Linked DNA regions of Homo sapiens: region 1 is linked to region 2. A link is an interaction called in ENCODE POLR2A ChIA-PET data of the cell type or tissue named here. Cell type or tissue: B cell. All regions are shown on one strand. Region 1 overlaps DAAM1 (dishevelled associated activator of morphogenesis 1). Region 2 overlaps DAAM1 (dishevelled associated activator of morphogenesis 1).

The links. Peaks named below come from ENCODE experiments on the same cell type or tissue, not always from the same donor. Only the 100,000 strongest peaks of a DNase experiment are listed, where the experiment ranks them.
Region 1: POLR2A ChIA-PET joins it to region 2 with 5 read pairs; 2 of 35 experiments call an interaction of 5 or more read pairs at or near these places.

What each region holds. Positions count from the first base shown.
Region 1 is chr14:59,210,799-59,215,798 of GRCh38, reverse strand. All of the region lies in intron 1 of DAAM1 (dishevelled associated activator of morphogenesis 1), which reads right to left. Among named protein-coding and RNA genes, the nearest start is that of DAAM1, 25 kb to the right of the region's middle. In B cell, no CTCF peak of the experiment used is centred here; no DNase peak of the experiment used is centred here.
Region 2 is chr14:59,354,226-59,359,225 of GRCh38, reverse strand. DAAM1 (dishevelled associated activator of morphogenesis 1) reads right to left here. Exons shown (of 25, transcript NM_001270520.2): 20 at 3,893-4,061. Among named protein-coding and RNA genes, the nearest start is that of GPR135, 110 kb to the left of the region's middle. In B cell, no CTCF peak of the experiment used is centred here; DNase peaks (open chromatin) are centred at 2,315 and 2,675; H3K4me3 peaks cover 671 bases; H3K27ac peaks cover 592 bases.

The sequences.
Region 1 (5,000 bases), 140 kb after region 2:
CAATTTATGTAACAAAAATGACATTCCTTGGTGTTTCCTTCCTTATCTACCTCAACCCCCACCCTAGCCTACTCCCCGCGGCTGTCACACAGGGCAAAGGAGCTGGGATTTTGCCTTTGGCTGGTGTACTGGGACATTTCCAGAGCCACCGGACTTGCCTGCTTACTACTGTGGTGGATTATGAAAGGCCTTGTTATCCTGAGCTCCGACAGGGCAAATGCAAACACTTCGGCCTGGTGCAGGCCTTTAACAAGCCTGCAGCGGCTGCCGCCTGCAGAAAGCATGGTCGGTGGCAAGCTTGCCAACAGCCCAAGCCAGCTGACCAGCATCCAGCCACCACTTCTTTTCCAAACACTGACTGAACAAGCCTTGATTCAGCTCTTATGTTACACTCTGGTGAAGAACAGTGCAGAAGCACCAAGAGAATCATTTGAAAGGAACTATTCTGGGCATACACCAAGCACATGTTCCCATGGAATTGTTAATAACTCAGGGGTCCTTTATATTTGTTTGAACCTTCCATGTCTAGCTGTGGAAAAGACATATTTCTTTTTTCTCTCCAGGGACAATAAAGGCAGGAAAGTAAAACTCCTGGTAATGTCATATCCAGTCAAACAGGAAGGTTTGTAGGCTCAGGGCTGAAAGGTTTCCACAGCTACACTGAGCCAATATGAAAATAATTTATTTCACTTTCATCTGTTTCATTTCCTCCAAAATTATCATTCAGGTCCCTGACTCCCTCATCTATGAAGACAAGAGGAAACATTTTATAAACACAACAGAATACAGTGTTTAAAAAACACATGAGATATGGAGAAACCTGAACTTTCACTCATTGCTGGTGGAAATATAAAATAGTGCAGTCACTTTAGAAAACCATTTGGCATTTCCTCAAATTGTTAAACACCAAGTCTCTATATGACCCAGCAACTCCATACTTAGGTATTTACTCAAGAGAAGTGAAAACGCATGTTCGCACAAATACTTAAACACAAATGTTGACGGCAGCATTATTCATGATAGCTGAAGAGTAGAAACAACCCAAATGTCCATGAATAAAAAAAAATGTGGTATATCTATAAAACAGAATATTATTTTGCAATAAAAAAGAATGAAGTACCAATACATGCCATGACATGGATGAACCTTTGGAAAACATTAAACTAGATGAGAGACGTCAATCAAAAAAGACCACATATTACATGACTTCATTTATATTAAATGTCCAGAACTGGTTGATCCATACAGACAGAAAGCAGATTAGTAGTTGTCTGGGTCAGGGTTGAGGTCGATCTGTCAAACTACATGGGAAGAAACGAAGTTGAAACTATTGCCTAAAGTGAGACATCTGGCTTTTCCACAGTTAACAGAAAAGTATCTCTTCAAATAGGATGACCTTCCTGAGGAGAGCAAGGAAGAAAGAAGCACGTCAGGGGTCTGTGGTAGCAGCCAGGCCTGCCTTGCACCTGCCAACTTGGAAGAATCTAAATGCAAAACATTTAACATCCCTCATAGTGATCCACATGAACTTAAACCAACGTATACAAGAAAGACAAAGAGGTTTCTCATGCCAGGCACAGAACTTAGGTCTACACAGCACCCTTTGCAAACTGTCACCAGACACCTGCTCCAGTTATCTTGAATCAGCTACAGCCCCAATCTTCCAAAGTAAACTGAAGCAAAGATCCTCGGAATCACAGTGAACTTCAAAGGGAAATTTAGCTTTGTGCTAACGCCTCAGATGAAAAAAGGCAGGCCAAATCAAACCAGGTACGTTAAGTGTGATATCTGCCTGATATCTTGGTAGCAAGTTGATTTAATAATGGAAATAGGTGACCACTGCTGAGAAACAAGCTCTGAGGTTGCCCTTTGATAGATGGTGAAATCCAGGAAAGATGGCAGATTCTGCTTGCCCAATGCTTAAAATCAGGACAAGGCAAAGTATGTCACAAACACAACAGGGAAGGGGTCCAGCTCTGGGAGAAAAATAAACTGTCTTCCGACTGCAGCATCAGCTCTTCTGTGTTTTAAAATAAAATTTATAAAAGTAAGCTTCACCTTCCCTCCACCCACCGTAAATAGTGAGAGAAGGCCACACATAGGCAAGACAAGCATTTACATATACGTATACCCTGCAACCCTTTATTTAAGGGCTGAAACAGATTTGAGTCCCCTGGTATTACAATGTAAACAATTTTTCTTTCCATATAAGTATGTGCTGCACTCACAGCTGGTGGTGGTGTCAGTTTACATCCTCCTTTAGTTTTAGGAATAGCAGTGGGTAGAGGGATAGTGGCCTGCAAGTCAGACAATCAGAGTCCTCAACCTGGCTTCAACATTAACTAACAGGATAACCCCAAAATACTCTGGGCATTGCATTTAATCATGTGTGAAACAAGGTGGGATTATCAGTGGTTTTCTCTTTCCTTTTTTTTTTTTTTTTTTTTTTGGTAAGCTGTGAAATCATTTATACAAATGAAATCTCATGGAGAATCTCAATATATATAAGAGCTTAAAGCAGACAGGCTGCTTAAAGCTGGAAGGGATACGGGGGAAGGGAGGGGTCTCCCTTGAGGCATCTTCTGGAATCCTGGGACTCCACGGCACATAATATGAAAACCACTGACAAGTTCCCCTGAATACAAAAAGTCAATTCCACTTTTAGTAAAATACGTCTTTAGAACTTTAACTGAAACCACAGAAGACAAAATGGAAAGACTAACGATTTCTAATCCCTACTCCTGGGGAGGGGGTGGTGTGTGGAATGGGGGGCAGGGGCAGAAGTATTACAAGGGGTCCTTCATTCATAAGCATGTGAATGTCTGATACATATACACATGCCTATTTTTCCAATGAATTTATATGCTGCGATTGATAAAAGTAAAATTCATTTAAAGTGTTAAAGAAATTCAAGGTCATGTGAGAATCTGATTCTTTTTTATTAAAAAGGAACATTCTAAAAGATTGGGAGCCACTGCGACAGAGAAATAAACAATATTCCATCTGAAATAAATGATGTAAATTGATCTCTTAAAAATACTAACAATGGCCTTTAAAAAAAAATTTAAAGATTCTACTACCTACACTGACAAACTAGTTAGATCCCTTGTTTACTAGCTGTGGCTATTAGAATGCTGCTTGGGCAGGATTATGAGGCATGTCCAAGCTGGGTAGGAAAGAATGTCACCTTTGATAAGCATTGTCTAGCATGGCAGTGGAAGGAATAGGAAGTGGGGGAAGAACATGTCTCCTGTATTGGTACTCCAAGCTACGCCAGACAATCATCTTTATCAGGCAATCATCTAAGATATGACAATTAGCAGAGACCTGTGTTCTAACTTGACTCGGACATTATGCTAAAACACTGGAGAGTTTTCAACAGCATAAGCCATAATATGTGCTTCAAAACTTTGACTTAATTACTTATATTTGTTCACCTTGTGACAACTGATAGTATAAGAAATTCTCATTTAATACTATTTAAAAAAACAAACAAACAAGTCTGACTTCAAAAAAGTTTATAACTCCCGACCAGATGACTATACTAAATGAATTATGGCATTATTATGATCACATACTTTGTCATATATTTTTAAGCCTAAATAGTAGAAACATGAGAACCTCAGTAAATGCAAGCCAATAGCAGCTACCAGTCATGGTAAAAATTAATGATGTTTTATCTTAGAAACTATGTATCAAAGTTTTATCCATTTAGAATCAGCCCCATTAAAAAATGAAACCTACATAAAGAAAGTTACAAAATGTGAATCTAGCAATCACATATTTCACTTAAAATAAGAATTAAGGAGGAATGGCTAAATCAGAAAATAAAAGGAGTGTTTTATATTTCTTAAAATTTATCTTTCAGAAGTTCATAAAATAATATGGAACTCATCATTAATGAGAAAAATATGTTTGAATATTTTTAGTCCACAACTTTACTAGTCATAGCAGGGGAGAGGCTGTTTAAAATCATTATTCTGTGTTATATTAAAGATTGTTCACAAGATTTTTTTCAGTGCAAATTCAAGAAATATAGAAAATTAAGATAAAACATCTCATAATCCATTTTACACTGGAGGTGTTATTTATTCATAGAATGTGAGTGAAGTGTCTGATTATTTTACTCAGAAAGGCAACTGACACTCTTGGAAATTCTGTTCCTTCGGTCAATTGTGTAGAGTCCAATCATCTGGCATTTGAATGATGCAAGAAATTAACAAATCAACTGGGGAGAAATATTCATTTTTGCAAGCTAGGAAGACAATGAGTTGATGTTTTGGGAGAAGACAAATGTGACTTCCTCCTCTGCAGCAGCAGCCTTCCTCCAGAGAATCCTCTTGTAACAACTATTACACCACTGGGTCAAACGTGTCCCCCAAACAAATGCACAGGGACCTACCCACCAACACCTGCCCTAGAAGAGAGTGCCACAGGATGTATGTGCATGCATGTGTTTTCTTAAATACAGATGGAGCACTTTAAAATAGAGTCCCAGAAAATAAAATCTGAACAGAACCATAATACTCAGTATGTCTTCTCTAAAGTGTGCTGGGAAACACTTCATTATATTCTGTTACTGGGATTATTACAATCATCTAAAATTTTAAACATGAAGCTCTCTGTGCTTGGAAGAAGATTTATTTCTCTGTTTAAATTACCTAAAGCAAACCTAAAGTGCTTTACCAAACCTAAAGCATTTAAAAGAAAAACCATTTCTCCTACAATATTGGTTTATGATATATTGACAAAAAGGCAATTGGACCGTAAGTACAGCATTTTGTAAAATTTAGGTGCTGTACAGGCAATGCTGCAAATATTTTAGACAAGCATTTGGATCTGTTTTACAACACCATGTATAAACAAAATATACTGGGCATAACATTTCTTTTATCACATAAATCATTATAATATAAACTTCTCCCTCTCTCCTCATAATATTTGGATTATTTCATTGTTCTACCTCCTTATTTTCCAAACAAGTTTAGTCCAGTGGAAAA
Region 2 (5,000 bases):
GGATTCTCAAGAGACAGGAATAATGGGAGAGCCTCCATGGGGATTGCATAGATATATGTCAAAAAGCACACAATTTCTAAAAAGAGGATAAGAATTACATTTGTGGCCCATAATGAGCATCTTTCAAAATCTGGGTAATGTGATGGGTGATCTAAGTGAATCTGAACCACTGCCAGTGGAGACAAGCTCAAGTTTACCTTCCCAGTGGATCCACCCTAAAATGGGGTGTGCCCTGCAGGTTTATAACTAGTAGGCTTGGGTGGAGTGGAGTGGGGTGGGGTGGAGAGTGAGGGATGTTTATTCCACCGAAAAGGGCAGCTATTCTTAAGTCTAAAGTACAGAGCAGCAACTCACTGATGACAATTATTGATACTTTTTTTTTTTTTTTTGAGATGGGGTCTGTTGCCCAGGCTGGAGTGCAGTGGTGCAATCTCAGCTCACTGCAACCTCCGCCTCCTGGGTTCAAGTGATTATCCTGCCTCAGCCTCCCGAGTAGCTGGGATTACAGGCGCCAGCCACCATGCCCGGCTAATTTTCATGTTTTCAGTAGAGACAGGGTTTCACCATGTTGGTCAGGATGGTCCCCAACTCCTGACCTCAGGTGATCCACCCGCCTCGGCCTCCCAAAGTGCTGGGATTATAGGTGTGAGCCACCGTGTCTGGCCTACTGATAGTTTTTAATAAGGTTTCACCCAAAGGGTGGTCAGAAAGTTAGAAAGCCCCCTTTCTCTGGGCTGAACCTGGAAGTGGGCCATAACTGCCACCATGTGATATCCTAGCAGCCCTGAATCCACTTCCTAATTTAGCAACACTTCAGCTCCTAACTGCATAACTCTTAGTAGTTAAAACAGTTGGTTGTGCCAGCTCCCTCTCTGGTGGTGACAGGGCTGAACTCTGACTGACCTGGATGGAAAAGGCCAGCAAGTAGGATAACAGTATCTATTAGGCAACACTGTGTTGGTCTGATCCCATTGTCACTGACTGCTACGCATTACAATCACCTGGACTCCAGATGCCTGGGCTAACCCCAGAGATTCATTTAATTGGAATGAGGTGGAGTCAGGCATGGGCATTCTTTAAAACTCCCTGTTGATTTTATCAAGCAACCAGGATCAAGAACTACTTATCTGTTGAAGTTAGAATTAGGAGGGTAAAAATACATTCCTTTAAAAAACATTTCCATAATTTAGGCAGTTTGCTAATTCACAATGCTAAACCCCAGTATTCCAACTCACCTCTAACCAAAATGAATCAGAGTTTTCAAACAATTTTCTTTACCCTTGCATTTCATAGAAACAATGCAATCCTTAAATCCTTATTTTTCTCACAGTCTCTCAATAGTTAGAAAACAATTGCCCACCAAAGCAAAACAGTGGCCAACAATTTTGGCCACTTATTTTTCATATGTTCAGCTGCATCCTTCCATTTCATTTTTTTTTTTCTCTTTTGAGATGGAGTCTCGCTCTGTCACCCAGGCTGGAGTACAGTGGTGCGATCTGGGCTCACTGCAACCTCTGCCTTCTGGGTTCAAGCGATTCTCCTGCTCCAGCCTCCTGAGTAGCTGGGACTACAAGCGCATGACACCACGCCTGGATAACTTTTTCTATTTGTAGTAGAGACGAGGTTTCACCACGTTAGCCAGGATGGTCTCCATCTCCTGACCTCATGATCTTCCGGCCTCGGCCTCCCAAAGTGCTGGGATTACAGGTGTGAGCCACTGCACCCAGCCTCCATTTCAATTTTGCTCTTCACAGAACCTACCTGTCATCTGCCCATGTGATTCTTACCTAAGGGGTACAAGGAGTGAGCAAAATGCCAGCCACCATCACAAGAAAGAGTGAGGCTATTTTTTTCATTTTTTAAAAGAAATGCTTTGCTATTGAGAGACTTCTTACCTAAGGGGTACAAGGAGTGAGCAAAATGCCAGCCGCCATCACAAGGAAGAGTGAGCCTATTTTTTTCACTTTTTAAAAGAAATGCTTTGCTATTGACAGACATTTCAATTAATTGCATTAACCATACACATCTTTCTTGCTATAGAAAGGTTTAAAACCATGCCTGAGCTTCATTTGTTTGCGATCCAAATAATACCTCATTTGACTAAATGCAAATTCTTAAAAGAAGGAACAGCAACAGCCACACATTTGATTCTTCCCTGCTCATTACCAGTAACTGAGCCTTCAATGCTGAGTGAATGCACCCTTCCTGCTGACTGTCCCACCACCTACACTATCTGATTAGATTCAACTGAACAACGTTCATGGGTGACTGCTTACAGGCAAAGCACTTTGCTAGGCATGCAGGTGTATAAGGTGTGGGCGCTGCATTTGGGGACCAAATATTAAAGGCAGAAAAAAAAGAGGAAACAGAAAGATCAGAAATAGTTGCAGATTGTTCTTTTGAAAAGGCTTGTACTTTATGTAAATTCTGTAGTAACCTCAGTAAATAAGCAGATAATCACGTAAGTGCCAGGTTATTGGTAAGTATTGGGGATGGGTGATTGCTTTTGTGTGTGTACAGTTGAAGAGAATGCCCTTCCTTAAAAAGGCTCTTTAGACACAAATAAGATCTTCCATTCCCTACTTCAACCTCCAAATAAGATCCTTCTGCTGCTAATAGAGCTGTGGATGGACCAACAACACAGGTGTCAAATACCTGTAAGGCCGAATACCTTGCTTGTTGTAACCATAGGCAAGCTGAATGAGCCACCTGACCCTGAGTCAGTTTCTTACCTGACAACAGGTGACAACAGTATTTGGCTTGTGTACTTCACAGGCTAGTGGGACAATCAAATGTGAAAGTGCTCTGAAAAGGATCAAGTGTTTACATTAAAAATAAGGTGGCAGGGCTATAACAACAGCTGCTCTTCATTAATCTATCTCTACACGATGCAAAAACAACAAATTAACACATTGCTTATTTCTTCTTGGATGGATTTAAGGTTGCCAGAATACTATGCTTCACGAACCCTATAGAAAATATAGGGTAAAAGCCCCTATTAGTTAGAAATAATTAGGGTGAACAGCCCATATTTCTAAAAAGAATTTGGGTATGAAGAAGCTTACCTTAGAAACAATTGTGCAAGTTCCTTTGAAGTCAGTGTGAACCTCAGAGAAACAGAGCTCTCAAGGAAACTCAAGTTAATATGCCTAATGACCCTACCCTGTTAATGACACAAGAACGTTTTCACATCTTGGTGTCTTTAATGAGAATCTGTTCACCTAAAATGCAGCATTGAACACTTTCTAGGAAGCATTTTAATGAGACCTGCAATGAGCAACTAAGTATCAATAGCCAAAATGCATTTATACATAAGTTTTTAATATAGTTGCTACCTCCACTGTATAAATAAAAACACAACCTAAAAACCCCAAAAGCTTCATATTCTAACACCAACTATCGGTTTTTTTCTTTTCTGTGGAACACAGTTTTCTGTAGAGGGGTCATGGGGAGATGTCGAGTGCTGGTAACATTCTGTCCTTGATCTGGGCGCTGGTTATGCAGGTGTGTTTAATTTGTGAAAAATTATCAAGCCCAGCATTTGTGATGACTGACCTCTTCTTAGTATATTATAATAAAAAGTTTACAAAAAATAATTTTTTAAAAAGGCAGGACAAAACAAAAACAACAGCAAAACTTAGAACAGATGATGTCCCAGTGGACCAAAAATGGATGAAGGATAATTGGTCCAACAGGAATGTGGGAGATGCCTGCGGTCATGAGAGAGGTTTAGAGAAGAGTCAATGTCAGAGAAGGGAAGAAAGTAGTGAGAAAGAGAAGTTCCAACTGAAGAATGCAGTGTCATGAAGGCTGAGGAGGACCAGAGAGGCATAAATCTGAGCCTGGACCTACACACCTGGCTCCCCCAAGTGTTGGAAGATCTCATACTTACTTGTCGATGCTGGATTTTGTGTCAGCAATTTTGTTTAGGCTAGATATCTTGAATCCATATGCATTCCCTCTTTGACCTTTATTCATATAATTTCCAAATGCCAAAACCACCTCCAGCAACTGCTTGAGGGCACCACTCCTAAACACCTCTTCTGAGCCAGAACGAATTGCTTCAAAACAAAACACATAAAAACATGATTACCAAGTGTTTCGTTGTTTGAAATCAAGATGTTTCAGTGATACCCATTCTAAATTCACACACTTAATAACAGATATTGAAGATGTAAGACTGAGTTATTGGGTTACCAAGAGCACTTTCAAAACGCTTACACCAGAAGCAAAGAACAAGGACAGGGAGAGCCAACTCAAGTTGTTACCAACACCCATAGACAGCTGCAAAATCCTATCCTTTCTCAGGCCTTTCTTGGCTGACTCATCAGTCATAAGCACTGAGGAATATCTAGAATAGCAATCCCATCTCCAAGATTTCTTTACAAACACTTACTTGTCTGGTGTGAGTCAGGTTAACAGGAGTATTGATCAATTCCACTGACAGAAAACTAGTTAAATGTGTTACATGTCATAGCTTGCAGGTGTCATAACAGGGATCAGAGCTTAGGCAGATGCCTGATTCCAGCCTGCGTTCCGTGGCTGTGCTCTTCAGTTGCCTTGCCCACATTTCAAACATTTACAAATTTTAAAAATCAAACCATACAACAGCCTCAAATCTTCCCTTTAAAAAAGCTACTAAGGCTCTGTTGTGAGGAAGCTAATTACAGGTTTAATGCTAGTAGCAGTGAGATTAACTCCTCACCAACACCCTCGTAGTCAAAAGCCCAACCCTGTAGAGGAGCCCAGGAGGCGTGCTGTGAGCTCCGAGACTAGGGCAGTGCATCAAGCACTGACCTTAAGTAATCACCCCTCAGAATTTTAAAAGAAAGACCTTGAGCCAAAAAATAAAATAAAAAATCACCAGGCCAGGCGCAGTGGCTCACGCCTGTAATCCCAGCACTTTGGGAGGCCAAGGTGGGCAGATCACGAGGTCAGGAGATTGAGACCATCCTGGCTAACGTGGTGAAACCCCGTCTCTACTAAAAGTACAAAAAATT